Regions from separate parts of the Mus musculus genome. Here region 2 is linked to region 1. A link is a loop called in an ENCODE intact Hi-C map of the cell type or tissue named here. Cell type or tissue: left cerebral cortex. All regions are shown on one strand.

Region 1 (8,000 bases):
TTTATAGGAAGGTAATTCCCCATGAATTATCCCATCAGTCTTCACAAGAACTCTGTGAAGTGGGTATTCCGATGATTCTTCTCCAAGGTTGCACAACTAGTAAGTGGCAGAGCAAAGACATAAACTCAGAAAAGCCCCTTTCTATTGTGTTATTCTAACCTTGAGGAAATAACACTTTACATGTTATTGGGTGCTTACAGGATTTAGTCTACATAATGCCACTGCCTGTAAAAGTTCCATGTCTACCCTTTATAAGAAAATTAAAGCCCCCAAAGACATGAAATAATTGTGTATACAAGGCCAGCTTCTTGATGATTCTAAGCTGGGCACTGTCCTGAGCCACCTGTGTGTACTGGGTCAACAAGGTCTGTGTGACCTTCCCATCTGCAGACTAGAAGCCTCCAATTCATTTCCCAAGGCATAATCAATTGAGAAAGAGTTATGGTCCCTATTGGGAGCTGGATCTACTTGATTTTTAGCCAGTGAAGAAAACAGAGGTCACAGTTCTGTGTGAGTGCATTTCTCATCTTATTACAAGTGACTGTGACCGAGGCTCCTTTCTTGGCCTGCCTCAGGTCCCTGCCACAGCCGTCACAATCTGATCTCTTTTGATCCTGTTGTAAGTCTAGGTAGCTGAAGCTTCCTGAAACAGTGAAATCTTTGTCTTAAAGTGGCTCCATTTCAATGCCATTCCTTTCTACCCTGGGACAAGTCCATCAATCACTCATAGATGTTTTGCAAGCAAAGGGCAAATGCATTTCTCAGAGGACCAGCCTCCACCCCAGTATCCCAAGCCAAGAGCAGGTCAGGAAAGGGCTTGGGGTCTAGCCAGCCCCCTTTTCCAACGCGGCCATCTGGGAAGTGAATGTGCTTGCCTTCTGTTCCCACTTGGGGGTGGACACACCACAAGATGCTGTGTCTCCTGCTTCTGGAACATGTGGGTTTCCTGCCAACCTACTGTCCTGTGAGGAGGAGGAGGAGGGAGGTTTTATAATTGAGGACTCTTTACTTGGAGCATCTAGCTGATTTATTTGCTTCAGTGTCTAAGATCCAGTAACCCTCCCCCCCAGCAACTGTGAAAGCTAAGAACTGAATTAGTATAGTGTGTGTGGACCAGTCCTTTATTTTGTAGCTACTTCTTGAGTAGTGGCCTCTACTATTGTCTCACAGAAGGGCTTAGCATGGACAAGGGAGGACTGGGGAATAGACTTGGCCGTGCCAGCATAATTCATCCACTTGGGATTAACTTCTGGCCATACCACTTTCCACCAGTGACTCTGTGAGTGAGTCTTGGTCGCTTGGTTTGAAAATACAATGCATTTCACAGAGTTGTTAGAATTAGAGCCAGCAAGATGGCTCTTATTGGTTAGAGGTGTTTGCTGCTTAAGACTGCTAACCTGAGTTCAATCCCCAAACACATGTAAAGATGGGAGAAGAAAATCAACTCTACAAACTTATCCTTTGACCTCTACACTCACACTGTGGTATGCATATGCCTCCCCCCACAATAACAACAGTAGCAACAATAATTATAAGTTAAATAAAGTTTATTTTACATTTTGTAGGTTGAACTTAGGGCTGTGTGCATGCTCTAGTTTATTGTACATCTAAGTGATATAAAATAAAGCTTAAAAAAATCTAAGGTGTTAGACAATATGATAAAAATCAAGTAGATTCTTGGTATTAGCTGCTATGATTTGTGTCAAATTAAGAGACAACAGTGGAGGGGTGTGGAGACATGGCCAGGGAGGTTTTGACCGACCAAGGTTGACTTCACAACCACGCAGACCACTGTGTTTTCAGGAATGTTGTCCAATGGGTTGGATCACTCTAAGGAGCCATGGGCCACGAATCTCAGTTTCCTAAGAGCAAAGTTACTGCAAAGCAGGCAGTTCACCCAGGGGTGATGCACAGCTCACACGCCACCCACATCATTCTGCATTTTCAAGGGGGAGTTCTGAGTTGATTAAAGGTGCGTTCAGCATTCCTTCACGGAGAGATCTACAGGGCTTTGAAGGCCTCCTCCACCTCCTTTTCCCCTCTCCTCTCTCTCTCTTAGGACAGAGCACTTGTGTTTCTCTTCAGTGTCTCAACAGTGTCTTAGAGGACAACCTGCTCTAAGATAAATACACAAATGGAGAGGATAACTAAGTCTGGCAGTGTTTGAAACAAGGCTCTGGCCCATGACTCTCCCTCCATCCCTGACAGGCCCCTCATTTGTGGCCTGCGCAGAATCCACAGGCAGAAATCAGTAACAAACAGCCCTGGCACTGAACAGAGATGTGCATCCAAGCATGTTTATGAGCCGCAGGGAAATTTTCCCTGATAGAGCCTCAAGGGCTGGCCTATGGGTTGGTACAGCTGTCTAATAAAAGACCATCTTTGTAATCAGCGCTCAGTGGAAACGTACCATCTCATTTATAGAAACAGTGAAGCCACCTGCTATTTAAAGGGCCCTCCTCCTCTTCTTCCTCACCCCAGGGCTAAGTTTTCCAGCATACTCCCTCAGCCAGCTGTGTCTTGTCAAAATCCCGGTCAGTGCCCTGGGAAATATGATTCTGACCAACTACCCCATGAGCTATCGCTCTGCTTTTTATACTCTGCCTGGAGTCCAGGAGTAACGGTCTCATACACAAAAAATAGCTTCCATGAAAATGGTCAGCTAGGCAGGAACAAGATGTGCCTGGCGGACTAGGGGGTAATCAGGTCCCCTTCAGAATCACTGCTCGGTGATTCACTCCATGCTGTTCCCACACAGCTCCGGCTGAGTCAGGTTCTGACAGCTGAGAAGGCGGGAAGGGAGAGAGGAAGGGAAGAAAATGTCGCTGTAGAGGCAGGAGCCCAGCAGCTCAGAGTGGAAGGAGAGCTTTGGAAGATGCACAAAGCAGTAAAGAAACTGGGTATAGTGAACCCCAAACTCAAGCCAGCTTGGGGAACGAGTGCTGGTCAAGAACTCTCCGGTTAACTGTGAAAGGAGCCGCAGCCTCCCTGTTTTAACCTCTGAGTTATAAAAAGCTTTCTGCAAGCCATTAGCTCACCTTTTAAAAAGCCATCTCTACTGCTAATGGGGAAGATGGGACCTCTTGGTATCTTCAAGGGCAGCAACTGGAACATGAACCCTAGTTGGACCCTGGAGGGAAATCTCACTTGGCTATCATGCCCAGTCCCTCTCTGCTTGTCTTAAAAGCACAGTGCTGATCCAAGCTCGTTTCTCCTCGACTCATCTGCACCATGGGTCCTGGTTCATGTTTTATGAGCCTTTGTTAATGTTTAAGTGTGCCACACACTCCTATTTATCCTTCAAGTCTCAACGGGAAGCCCCGTCTACCGTCTCCCGTCTCCCGTCTCTGTGAAAGCGCCCTACCTCCTTCCTCACACCCACCTCCCCTCCTCCCTAGCTTCGCTATGTTTAAGGGATCTGTTGTCATGGCCTGCAGCAAGCAGATGGTCCAGGGAAGGCTTCCTTTATGAGTCTGCTTGTTAAGCTGAGCTCTAAAGCTTTTCCCTGTGACAAGATTCAACCCCAATTACTTGCAGATTCTTGAAAGCAAGAAAACAAGCCCTGCTTCACTGTCATACCCACCCCCGGCCACAACAAGGAAGAGAAGGAAGGCGACATAGATAAAAGGAATGTTTAATTTAGGCATGCTAATTTAATTGAGAAGGCTTAGTTTGTATCTGTTTCCCTTTGGCCTGTGGAGAAAGGGGCTTTCTGCAAGTTTGTTTGTTTGAAAATCACTCATAAACATATTTTATTCCATAGATAATACATTCCCTACATGTGCTATAGGGGAAAAGGAAGCTGTTACGATTTATGAAAGAAAACTTGTCAATAGCTAATAGATACCATGCCAGTCTTGTGGAAGTTGGACTCATGGATAAGGTCAAAACCAACCAAGAGATCAATGGTGTAGTCCACTCAATGTTAACCTGGTCTCTAGTTCGTTGGTTATGACACAAAGTTATCAACACCACTTTTACTTGGCCATGACCCACTTCTCGGGCCTATTGCTCTATGTCTGTGGGCTAGGGGACAGCTGCCTGGCCACTGGCCCTGGGAGCATTAGAAAATGGGCGGCCCAGGAAGGAGCCAGTGGGCTGTTATCTGAGGGATATCTGCTCCATCTGGCCTGAGCTTAGTGGAAATTTCCTAAGCCTTCCTCTTCTCCAGGCCTCCCACCAGTGTCTGCTGATCCAGTGGCCCCTCGTGTCCACCTGCCCGTGATATCAAGTCTAATTTAAGTGAAAGCCTACATGTTCCTTTGAAACACATAAGGCAACAGGTCTCTTTCCAACATGCAGGGATACCCGCTAGAAGGCTTGTTGTGTAGGAGAAACACTTTGTTTTTCAGGATTCCTTGCGTAGTGAGTGTGTCAGTCCTGGGTACCAACTGTGTTTACCAGCTGTGTGTGCAGACTTTCACCGCAGGCCCACCACAGGCAGCGTTGGCACATTTCCTTAGCATGCTCCCTCTGAAGTCCCAGGAGGCGAGACCTGTTCTTATTTCTTCTGTACACTCAGGATCCAGTGTAGAACCCAACGAAGGCTACCTTCTCCACAGGTGCTTTCCAGATCAATACCATGATTCTATTTCCAGGCTTCAGTTATGACAAGATAAAGCCTGGCTCACGGCCCCTTCGCTCCTACATAGGGATGAGCTCGTCAGATCTCCCCATGGTCCCAATAACTCATCTGTCACTCAACTTTGACCAAGTCAGAGCTTCTGCCCCAAAGCCACATCAGCTTCATTTAATTCACTTCCTCCTTGGTCCTTCATGTCTGTCTCCCCTTTTCCCCCATTTGCTTCCTCTCCTTGTTAAGGCAGATGATTAGCTTGTTTTGCTCAATCTCCGGGACACAGTTCTTTCAGTGATAAAACCAGAATGAACTGCTCATTCGATCGATGCCCTCTTCTTATCCAGAAATATTTGATGAACCATGGCATGAGCTTTGCATGCAGCCAGACCTTGGACAGACCTCGGGAGCAAGCTTCAACTTAGCATTCCTACATCTAATGATGAATGTGCAGTGGGCAAGCCACTTGTGGAGATCTGGGAAAGGTGTGCACCTCAACTGGAAGATGAGAGGGAGAAGAAGAGGGAGGGAGAAGGCAGAGGTAGGGGAACTGTGAGGGAAGAGAAGAGAAGAGAAGAGAAGAGAAGAGAAGAGAAGAGAAGAGAAGAGAAGAGAAGAGAAGAGAAGAGAGGAGAGGAGGGGAGGGGAGGGGAGGGGAGGGGAGGGGAGAGGAGGGGGAGAGGGGAGGGAAATAGAAGAGAGGGGAGGGAAGAGGAGAAGAGAGGAGGGGAGAAGAGAGGGGAGGGAAGGGAAGAGGAGAAGAGACGAGGGGGAAGGGAGAGGAGAGAGAAGAGAGGAGGGGAGAAGAGGGGGGAAGGGGAGGGGAGAGGAGAGGGGAGGGGAGGGGAGGGGGAGGGGAGGGAAATAGAAGAGAGGGGAGGGAAGAGGAGAGGAGAGGAGGGGAGAAGAGAGGGGAGGGAAGGGAAAAGGAGAAGAGACGAGGGGGAAGGGAGAGGAGAGAGAAGAGAGGAAGGGAGAAGAGGGGGGGAAGAGGAGGAGAGAGGAGAGGAGAGGGGACAAGAGGGGAGGGGAAGAGAGGAGAGAAAGAGAGAGGGGAGGGGAGAAGAGAGGGGAGGGAAGAGAAGAGAGGAGGGGAAGGGATAGGATAGGATAGGATAGGATAGGATAGGATAAAATAAGATAGGATAGGGAGGGGAGGGGAAGAGAGGAGAGGAGAAGGGAGGGAAAGGGAGGGGATGGAAAGAGAGGAGAGGGGAGGAGAGAAGATAGGGGAGGGGAGGGAAGGAGAGGGAAGGGGAGGAGAGTAAAGTAAATGGGAAGGGGGGAAGGGGAGGAGAGGAGAGGAGAGGGGAGGAGACAAGACACGGTGTTTCAGTCAGAACTCTTCCTTCAGGAAGTGCTATCTAAGACCTTTAGAATCAGAAGATCCATTCAGATTCATCTACCCCCGTCCCAGTCCTATTCCAAGACAAATGCTTTCTTAAAGTGTGGGGAGCCTCTAAGTATCTCCATTGTGGGGTGCTATGACATTCTCTAGCAGTCGGAGGTTTGTGGATACTGACAATATGGCAGTGTTAATGCTGGGTAGAGGATGTCTTGACTGGGCTAGCCTGAGGAAGCAGAGCTAATGCTGACCCAAACTGCCTTTGCTCAGATGTACAGAAACCATCCCTGCATCTTCACCATTGTCAGCAAGGCTGTACTTTCTGTGGTACCTTGCATCCAATATGCAAATGGAAGTCAGGATCTTGGCTGGGTCACATGACAGATCAGACAATTGCCCCCTTTCCTTCACTTCAAGTCCTGATTTCCCCATTTCCCCAATTTGAGAATGCTGGGCCTACAGAAACTAGGGATGGGAGTTACTCATACATATTCTTTGAATTGGAATTTCTAGTTCCTTGCTGCCATTCAGGCAAGTCTTGAGAGCTGGTACCCAGCTCATGGTTTGTGCCTTGAGTGTTTTTTTTTTTCTAGGCCATTCTTGAAATTAGAATAACCTTCCCTTCTTGCCCCCTTGGGTCCTGTGGTGTTCCTTCAGATTTAGCTTGGACTAAGTTGCCTGCCATGGACACAAACATCAATAGCACATATGCATGGTGCTTCTCATGGCTCACCTAACATCTGCATGGTTATCCAGGGGGAACTAGACGGAAGCGTGCTCACATCTAGGTATGGTCTCTGTTGCTGGTGGATCAAGGACTTTGGGTTTCTCTCCTTGGCCTGGGCTCATTGTTTCTTTGTAGGACCAAGTTCAGGGGCAGCAGGAAGTTATGGCTCATAATCAGTAATAATTGATTGATAATCATAATCAATCTCATGAAGTATATCCTCTTCATTTATTCGATTTAGGGCTGCATTCAACTTAGAATTTTCATCCTATTTGTTAAGTTTTAAGATTTTCCTTGTCCTACACTTCCCCATCTTATACCTTCATGTAAGCACATTCTCATCTGGTTTTCACCCTGGAGGAGCCTTGCTGTGAGCAGATGAAGTCTTCATCTGCTATGGAGCATCTTTAAGAAGTCAGGTGACTGTGTTTCTGGTCCTACAGCTTTGTTTGCGGCATTACTTAGAACCTGCTCAGCTGCCTTAGAAGAGCCCAGAGCTGTAAGAGTTGGGGGTGGCCTCTCTGTTTTCTCAAGAGCCAGGAAGCTCCTTAGCAGACTATTCATCTGCACATAGAGATGCTGCTTCTGACTCTCCCAAGTAACTTCACCAAAAGACCCAAAAGGTCAGAGGATGCTGACCTTCACTGTTGACTATGCCCTCCCTCTCCACAGGCAGCTTCCCTCTACTCTTCTCTTTGGCTGAGTTCCTCTGCAATTTATATCAGGTATTCCCTGTCTAGTGTCTACTTTGGTGTCACCTAGTCTTATGGATTTCCAAATTCATTAAAAGTCATAAGTAGGTTTGTGGTATCACACTACCGTGATGGGAGAGAAGCCTGAACTAAAAGGGACAGTGGACACAGCTTCTCTCCTCTCTCCTCTCTGCTGGCTTCCTTCCTTCCTTCCTTCCTTCCTTCCTTCCTTCCTTCCTTCCTTCCTTCTTTCCTTCCTTCTTTCCTTCCTTTCTTTCCTCCTTCCATTTTTTTTGAAACATGTTTGGGTTTGAGTGGAATTAGGGGACAGTAATAGAAAGGGTTATGCTGAAGTCTATAGGAGACAGGCTTAGCCATTGAAAGTGAGGCCCCAAAGCATAGAATGAATAGATTCTTCCATCTTGGCAGAATTCTGCATCAGAATTAAAGTGTCTCTCAATAGAAATGGCTCTAGTTTGTATCATAATGACAAGTACGGTGGCATCCATGAGGAGGACAAGGAGGGAAGATCCAAGAGTCAATGACGCAGTTTGAGTGACTGAGTGCCGTACATGCAGTGGTTGGGTTGCTGGTGTAGAGTGGGCGTGTGTGGGCGTGTGTGTGTGTGTGTGTGTGTGTCTGACAGTTTCATGGGCGTGT
Region 2 (8,000 bases), 58 kb before region 1:
AGTCAGCCAACATTTGAGAGGTAAGCTCTGGTCAGCACAGAAATAAGGAACTCCGGTATTGTGATGGTGCTGGCCCAGGTACTTCAGATACCCTCACAAGGACTCTAACAAGTTCCTCAGCTAGCAAGTGACAGGGAGAATTCAACCACAGATTTGTCATAGTTAAAGGTTCAAATCCTTAGCCTCTGAGTAAGATTATTTAGGGACTCTTTAACTCTCTCTGCAGAGCCCTTGATGCTATGAGAATACAATTTTAGAAACCCCTGAGTCCTAGGGTGGTCTCTCCTACCATCAATGAGGAAAGCCAGTTCCCAGGAAAGATCAGCCTGTTCACAGGGCTCTGACGTGACTCATCTTCTGTGGCATGCACCTCCAGCTGGCATTTACATAAATCATTTTAGCACAGTTGGATACTCCAATCAGCAAAAATCTGAAAACCTTGAGACCCAGTAGCCATCTCACGTAGGGAATTGCGTTGTCATCTCATAAGTGTAGCTATAGAGAGAAGGGGAAGGGAAGAGCAGAGTAGTGTCCACAGAGGGCCGTCATGGTGCTGGGAGCTGCACTTGTTCTTCCTGAACCCCCAGTGACTCTGTGATCTAAGTAATGCTTTTGATGAAGTCAGAACCACAAAGTTTACGTGAGTTGGCACTTTATCAAACTATGCACTGTGAGTTTGGGGTTAGAATTCAAACCAAGGTCTGTTCTATTCATTCCATTAGTTTTCAAAGTCTTGTCTTTACAGACACTAAGCTGTCAGAGCCATCAGCCTGGCAACTGGGAGTTACTGAGTATCTCTAGTTTCCTTTGTCCCATGGAAAACAGATATCAAAAGATAACATATCAGCATTCACATCTCCTTTACTTGATCTTTTTCTTTTGCTTGATCATCACGGGGCCCTCAGAACTATAAAAGAGGGCAAAGAGACCAATAGGAGCTTCAGTTTTAGATAAGACAATGGTTGTCTACCAATTTTGCCAAAGCTAAAGTGGAATTTATTGAGGCATTAAGCTAGTCATTACTTTGTTCAATCTAGGCTTTGTCAATGTGTTTTTATTCTGTTGCAAGAAACTATCCGAGAGTCTAGATAAGCAGAAGTTTGCCGCAATGTTAGAACTGTTTGGAAATCCTTTGTCTCAGGGTGGATCTAGTCCAGCAAGTTTAAAACCAAGGAGAGCTCCACATGTTGAGTATTGTGGAGAGTCTAGAGCTGTGTTGGGGATGGAGCTGATTTCCAGTTAGGTGCTTAAAGGCCTTGCGTGGCAGGAAGTTCAATGTCCAGCCCATAGCTCAGACCTGACTTTCCAATTCCTGCTGAGTTTGACAATAGATAATCTTCTGAAGCAAGCAGATTTTTCTTGGCTGTAGACTCCTGCCATGCCTATCTGCCAAGTCTATTGCTGAGCTCCCATATCAGAGCCATCTCTTTTCCATAGAAGCCTCAGTGTTTCATATCCGTTTGGCTTCACTAGACTGAAATAACTCATCTTTAATCTCAGAGACTCAGGATAGCAAGTATCTCTTGTTTCTCTCATCTAAGAATCCAAGAGGCAAGGGAAATTCTGCTCTTTGAAAGTGTCCGCATGTCTCAGATCTCCCAACGAAACATCACTTCAGAGTCTGGTGTTTTGAAACTCTGTAAAATACTATTTATTATCTATATTATATATAGCTTAAACTTTATGATGCCAGCTATGGAGAACTAGTCATCTGGCATAATCAGTCAATAAAAAAAAACCCCACAGTTTTATTTTTAATCACCTCTACTTAATAATTCCTACTTTTTTTCTGTTGCATTAGAACCTCATTTGACATCATGCACAAGAGCCAATGGTTACAATGGTGTTGTGCCTTGGAAAGACCTGTGCTAAGTGTTGTCTGACTTCCTCCATTTGTTGATTCATTAAAGGGATTAGTAGATGCAACTATAGCCCCAGAGTCTGAGGAAGTGTCTGGCACTGCAGTTAGATCAGTTTAAGGATAATCTCAAAATAACAAATTGAATAAAGTGAATGCGTTCACTTTAGTGTTTAGATACTGAACAGGAGAAAAGATGAGTCTAACGTGTCAGTGGAAAACTTTCCTGTGGATCACTGATAGAGAAAACCATGTAGAATCCCACTTACCCACTGGTTTCATAATCTCTACCTATGTTCCAGGTTTGAAGAAACGTAGTATAGAGGGTCTTGAAGAAGACTGGAGTAGACGAAAGGTAGCATTTTCCCCATGTGGTTGTTTGTCAGAGCCTGGATCATAAAGTGGGCAAGGATTAGAACTCATCTGTAGACATCATCAAAGATCTGTTGATAAGCAAGAATGGATGGGATGAGTCAATCTCCTCTGGGCTTTGCCCACTTCAAGTCATATGTAACCAGCTGAAATCAGCAGCAAAAGAGAAGGAATAATAACTATATACATCTCCATTTTTTTTCTCACCCTATATACTTGGTGAGGGAGAACCTTTAAAACTCTGGAATGCTTTAGGAAGAAGAATTGAAATGAAGAAAGGAGAGAAAAGAATCATGCCCACGCCCGCACCTATATCCACGTATGCGCACAAGCATACCCACGCCCATGCCCAAACCCAGGGCCACGCATGTGCACACACTCTTGTACTCATGGAGGAAGGGAGGGCACTGACTCACTGATTGTGGTAAGGCTGGCCACTCTCATTTCAGCAGCCAGAATGAAATTATCCATCCGAGGACTTGCGTTCCTTCTCCCAGTGTGATGACCTCTTAGATATTCTACTTTAAGACTAACAGCGCTGGTGCTGGTGCTGGTGCTGGTGCTGGTGCTGGTGCTGGTGCTGGTTGGATTCTCTGGGGTTGGGGTGGGGGTTGAATGGAATGAGCCGGCCTACTGCGCCCCGACACAGTGTCTGAAATAGCAGAGCAAAGGAGCTTTTTCATAATTCTTCTAAATTTTTTTTAAATGTGGGCACCCAAGTATGGTCCCAGCTAGTCACCCCTGTTGGGACTGGAGGTGTGGAGGTGGGTGGGAATGACGGTCCCTGGCTTGTGTGCCAGATGGAGGGTCTCCTAGTCAGCTTCTTCCTGTTTGTCTTTGAATGCTTTCCCCAGGTCGGGTGGGCTCAAAACACTTTCAATTTTTTTTTTCACCACTCTGCTGTTTCCTCAGCTGCTCTGTCTCTCCTCTGCAGAGAGAAGTCAGCAGAAGTGTGGGTGGAGGAGGAAAACTGAGAGAAATATAGTACAGGGATTAGCTGTGTGGGCCGTGCAGAGAAGTTGTGCACTGAATGACAAATCTGAGAGACGCAATACTCCACAAATTAGCTGGGAGTGAGCTTCCTGTCACTGCCTCTACCTTAGGCTGTGGTGTCCGGAGGTCCTCTCTGGGCCACACCTTTGAGGGTGAGCATCCTTAGAAGGGTCTGCTTGGGTGCTGGGCCTGTGAATCCACTATGTATGCTGCCTCCAACTGGAGCAGGAACAGAGTTGCCACTTACAGTCAGGTGCTCCAGCCGGAACCCCTGCTGCTCTATCCTTACCAGCAACCAGGAGGAACCCCAGTTTCTGTCGTTTTGAAAACTTTCTTAAGCTTTCAGGTAGATAGGTGGTGACTGACCATGAGGCAACAGCAAGTATTTTGACCTTCTCTGTAGCGGTAGGTAAAAGAGACAAATACTGCTCCAGACTTGCTTTACAGGGTCCCAGGAGGATCACTAACAGGCTGAGCCCAAATTCACTGAGTAATTAAGAGGTAATAGGTTATGCTTATGTGGAATTGTTTTTCTGATCCCTTTGCAGAAGCCATTGGGAGAGGAGTAACGCGATGATTTCCCCCAGTGTTCTCGGCATTTAGCGTTTCCTTAAATTTTCGGTGATGAGCCTAGCCTTTATTGGCTGAGCCACGTTTAACCCAGGCATTCAGCATTTTCTGAGCAAAGTCTTTCTACCTGAAAGACTACAACTTGACTGGCCATTTGATACCTCACATCCTCCTGGTTGTACATAGAATCTCAAATAATGGGAACACAACCTGTTCTCCACTTCAGTTATGCTATGTCTGTTTCCTGAAGGGCATTCCCAGCAAAGGACTCTGGCACAACAGAGCCCCTAAGACAGCTCTGTGGGTACAAGAGCCAAATAATGCAAGGGGAGAAGGCTGTCAGAAAGATCAGGCTGAGAACAGAACCTCAGTGGAAGATAAGCTCCAAATTTGAACTTGCTGTCAGCTTAAATGAAAACAGAGGAGAGGGGGAGAGATTGAGAGAGAGGAGGAAAGAGATTACATAACTCACTCCTCTTTTAAAAGGAAGCACAACATTTCACCAAGAGAGACAATTATGTTCCATGACATTCAGCTGTGAGATGAATTTTTCATGGAGATTTTTATATAAGGGCTCTTAAGACAATAGTCGTCTCTAAGAGCAAGTTTTACAAAAGATGCATAAACAGACCTATTAATCGTTTTCAAACAATGTCTGAATGCAGAGGTGTTAAATCACTGTTCTCAGCAGACTGGCCTAGGAGACCTCAAGTAACTGTCCACATAGATGACCGGGGGGGGGGGGCAGTAAAGGAGAACTCGGAGGATCCAGAGAAATTAATATTATCTGAGTCCTGAGAGCCTCTGTCGGAAATATAAACAGTGTCTATTGTTCAGGCTTTGGGGAGTAAAGATGGAGGATCCAGGATCTTTCTCCTGGATTCTTTGGCTCACATTGATTTTCTGACAGATTTGAGCCATGGGAAAGCCCAAGCCCTGTTGTTGTCAGTGTGTAGTGCCTGCGTTGTTTTTCTGCACTGTTATAAAATAATGGTGATATTTAGTAACACAGAGTCTCATAATATCCTTATTTATCAAAAGAAAAATGGTTCTGTTAAAATTTTATTTACCAAGTCTTTTTAACTGTGGAAAATTAGGATATAAAGAATTTTCTTCTTAATTCTGGTTTAACTGAGTTTGCCCCACCTTATAAATTTTCTATATTTATGGCTAGTTAAGGATTTATACACAGCTTCAAATGCATGTATGCTAATGTCTTTTGTGTTTGTGTTTGTGTTTTGTTTTTGTTGTTGTTGTATTGAGAGATGGTCTTACTCTGTAGCCAAAGCTGGTTGGAATTTTCAGGAATCCTACTGCCTCAGTCTTCTGGGTGCTGAGATTACAGCCATGAGCCACCATCCTGGCTTGATTTTATATTTAATATTGTTTATGTTATGCAGTTTCCCTTTTCCTTCATTCCCCTCCCTATCCGATAAAAGTCAGCTGGGATACTTGCAAAATTCAGGTGCCTGGGCCTCTCCTCGGGAACCCAGTTCAGAAGCTGTGTGAGGTTGACCCATGCTGGGAATCCCAGCATCCTAGAGGCTGAGGCAGGAAGACCGGGAGATGGAGGCCAACATAGCTTACAAGTGAATTCAAGGCCAGCTTGGACTGCAGAGTGAGACTCTATCCAACAAAATAATTGATTAAAAATGAATTTTCAAAACTTAGCAGTTTGGATGCCCAGGCAGGGTGGGAAATGCTGCCTTTCTTACTCCTCCTACAGAGCCAGCATGCACTCTGTTCACAGTTCACAGAGAGTGGCAATGCCTGGCTGGCTGGATATTGGTGCTGCCAACAGGAATCCAGTAAGAACCAACTGTGTTTTTAAACAACAGTTCATACTTAGCCATCTGCTGTGCACTATGGTGATGGCACCATCCCATGGCTGCTTCCAGGAGTGGGGGCACAGGCTTCCTCCATACTGTTTGTACACAGGCCACCCCCTCCCCAGGACACAGCAGTACAGAGAAGAGCTATTTCACACAATTGTCAGCCTCTCAAGTCATCGTAAGCATGTGTCCCTCCCCTCATGGTCAAGGTACTGGATTATCAAATGACCAGAAAACCTACTTCAAAGTGCTGAAGTGCACGTGTGGTTCGAGGTTCTGTAAACACGGCCAGTCGACTCGTGGATTCTTCACTACCTAGAACTATTGCTCTTAAAAGTTCATTCTTTAATTTTGGACCCATTATATGTGCTTATGGTACAAATTCAAAAGACAAAAAAAAAAAAGGAAGATAGAAAACCTTAACTTTCTTTGTATCTATTCTTTGTCTCTCAATTCCCATCCCCAAAGGTAGCGACTGTCAATCTGAACCTTTCACATAAAAGCATCTATAATTTCCTAACAAATGTCAGCAATCCTACATGTATTCCTACCAGTTTGCTTTTTCTGCACAAAGATATATCTTTATGAGCATTCATATCCACACCCATGGGACTGCCTCAATTTTTAAAAAATTCTTCTGTATTCTATCTTCAGGAAGTTATTGATCCTATTTGATCACTTGAGAAACAGCCTTCCGTTCTCTTCTGTCCCCAGCCATGCTGTGGGGAACAACACCCATGCATGTACAAGTTCACACATCTACAATGTATTTGCAGAATGAATTTCTCAAAATAGCAAGACTGGTCAAAAGGTGTGTGCCTTGAATTTTGGTAGATATGACCAACTTCTTAGGGATTGTTGGGTTTATTCTCTGGCCATCAGTGCATAGGATACTCGAGTCTTCACAACCTTGCCAGTTAGATAGCTGCAAAACACAACTGTAGTTTAAGCCCTTGTTCCTGTCTCTGGGATGATGCCTTTCCATATGGTTTGAGCCACGTGCTTCCTTTTCCTACTATCCCGTCCCATTAGATTGTGATGTTTTCCTTCCTTCCTTCCTTCCTTCCTTCCTTCCTTCCTTCCTTCCTTCCTTCCTTCCTCCCTCCCTCCCTCCCTCCCTCCCTCCCTCCCTCCCTCCCTCCTTCCCCCTCTCTCTCTTTATTTCTCTTTCTTTCTTTCTTTCTTTCTTTCTTTCTTTCTTTCTTTCTTTCTTTCTTTCTTTCTTTCTTTTTCTTTCTTTCTTTCTTTCTTTCTTTCTTTCTTCCTTTCTTTCATGTACTTTGCCTACACATACACCCGTGCATCATCTTCATGTCTAGAGCTCGAGAAGAACAAAAGAGGGGAAGAGGGTACCAGATCTCCTCCAACCAGTAGTAAGACTTTCTTTCTTTCTTTCTTTCTTTCTTTCTTTCTTTCTTTCTTTCTTTTCTTTTCTTTTCTTTTCTTTTCTTTTCTTTCTTTCATGTACTTTGCCTACACATACACCCGTGCATCACCTTCATGTCTAGAGCTCGAGAAGAACAAAAGAGGGGAAGAGGGTACCAGATCTCCTCCAACCAGTAGTAAGACTCCATGGAAGTACTGGGAATTGAACCCAGGTTCTCTGGAAGAGCAAGCAGCCAGTGTTCTTAACCACTGAGCCATCTCTCCAGTTGACGTTTTCTTTCTTATTCATAATGCCCTTTTTTTTTTTTTTAAAGGAAGTTAGCTTCCATGTGTGAGTTTGGAATCTTTTGAAACATATTTTGTCATGAATATTTTAAAATGTTAATTTAGTTGAATTTTTCAATTTCTTTTGAAAAAAAAACTTTCAGGGTTTTTTGGTAATATTTTAAAATGTCTTCTTTCTGAATATATGCATGTATATTGTATATTATATATATATATATATATATATATATATATATATATATATATATATATCTCCTCCCGTTTTCTTAATTTTGTTTAAAAAAATCTGTTTTGTCATTTGGAATTTACTTTGGTAGGAGATATGAATTAGAGATGCCAAACTTTTTTCTTTTTTCTTTTTGGTTGGTTGATTTTTGAAACAGGATCTCACTATATAGTTCCTTCAGGCCTAGAACTTGTAGTATAGACCAGGCTGACCTTGAATTTACTTCAGTTCCCCTGTTTCTGCTTCCCAAGCGATGGGATTACAGGTTACAGGCGTGTACTGACATTCTCAGTTCTCTCTCACGGTAACATGGCTGTCTCAAACAGAAGTTCTCGTTTCTTCTTGTATCTGAACCGCTTACCTGAGAGTCTGTGCACCTGACTGCATTCCTCACCATTCCTGTCCCTCACCTGTCCCTCGGCCCACAGTGTGCCACTGTTTAAGGACCATACTGTTTTCAGGAGGGAGCTTTTCTCTT

Evidence for each region. Peaks named below come from ENCODE experiments on the same cell type or tissue, not always from the same donor. Only the 100,000 strongest peaks of a DNase experiment are listed, where the experiment ranks them.
Region 2: a loop joins it to region 1, with 10 times the contacts of the local background. A loop is called at or near these places in 6 of 42 quality-filtered maps.

The regions. Positions count from the first base shown.
Region 1 is chr13:92,995,487-93,003,486 of GRCm38, reverse strand. No RefSeq gene overlaps it. Among named protein-coding and RNA genes, the nearest start is that of Gm41019, 6.3 kb to the left of the region's middle. In left cerebral cortex, a CTCF peak has its summit at 3,620; DNase peaks (open chromatin) are centred at 933, 1,998, 2,662 and 3,434; H3K27ac peaks cover 6,079 bases.
Region 2 is chr13:93,053,915-93,061,914 of GRCm38, reverse strand. The region is part of intron 9 of Cmya5 (cardiomyopathy associated 5); the gene reads left to right. Gm31745 (a long non-coding RNA gene) reads right to left here and starts at 2,923. Exons shown (of 4, transcript XR_382755.4): 1 at 2,647-2,923; 2 at 2,128-2,247. In left cerebral cortex, no CTCF peak of the experiment used is centred here; DNase peaks (open chromatin) are centred at 2,629, 3,128, 4,173, 5,586 and 4 more places; H3K27ac peaks cover 5,019 bases.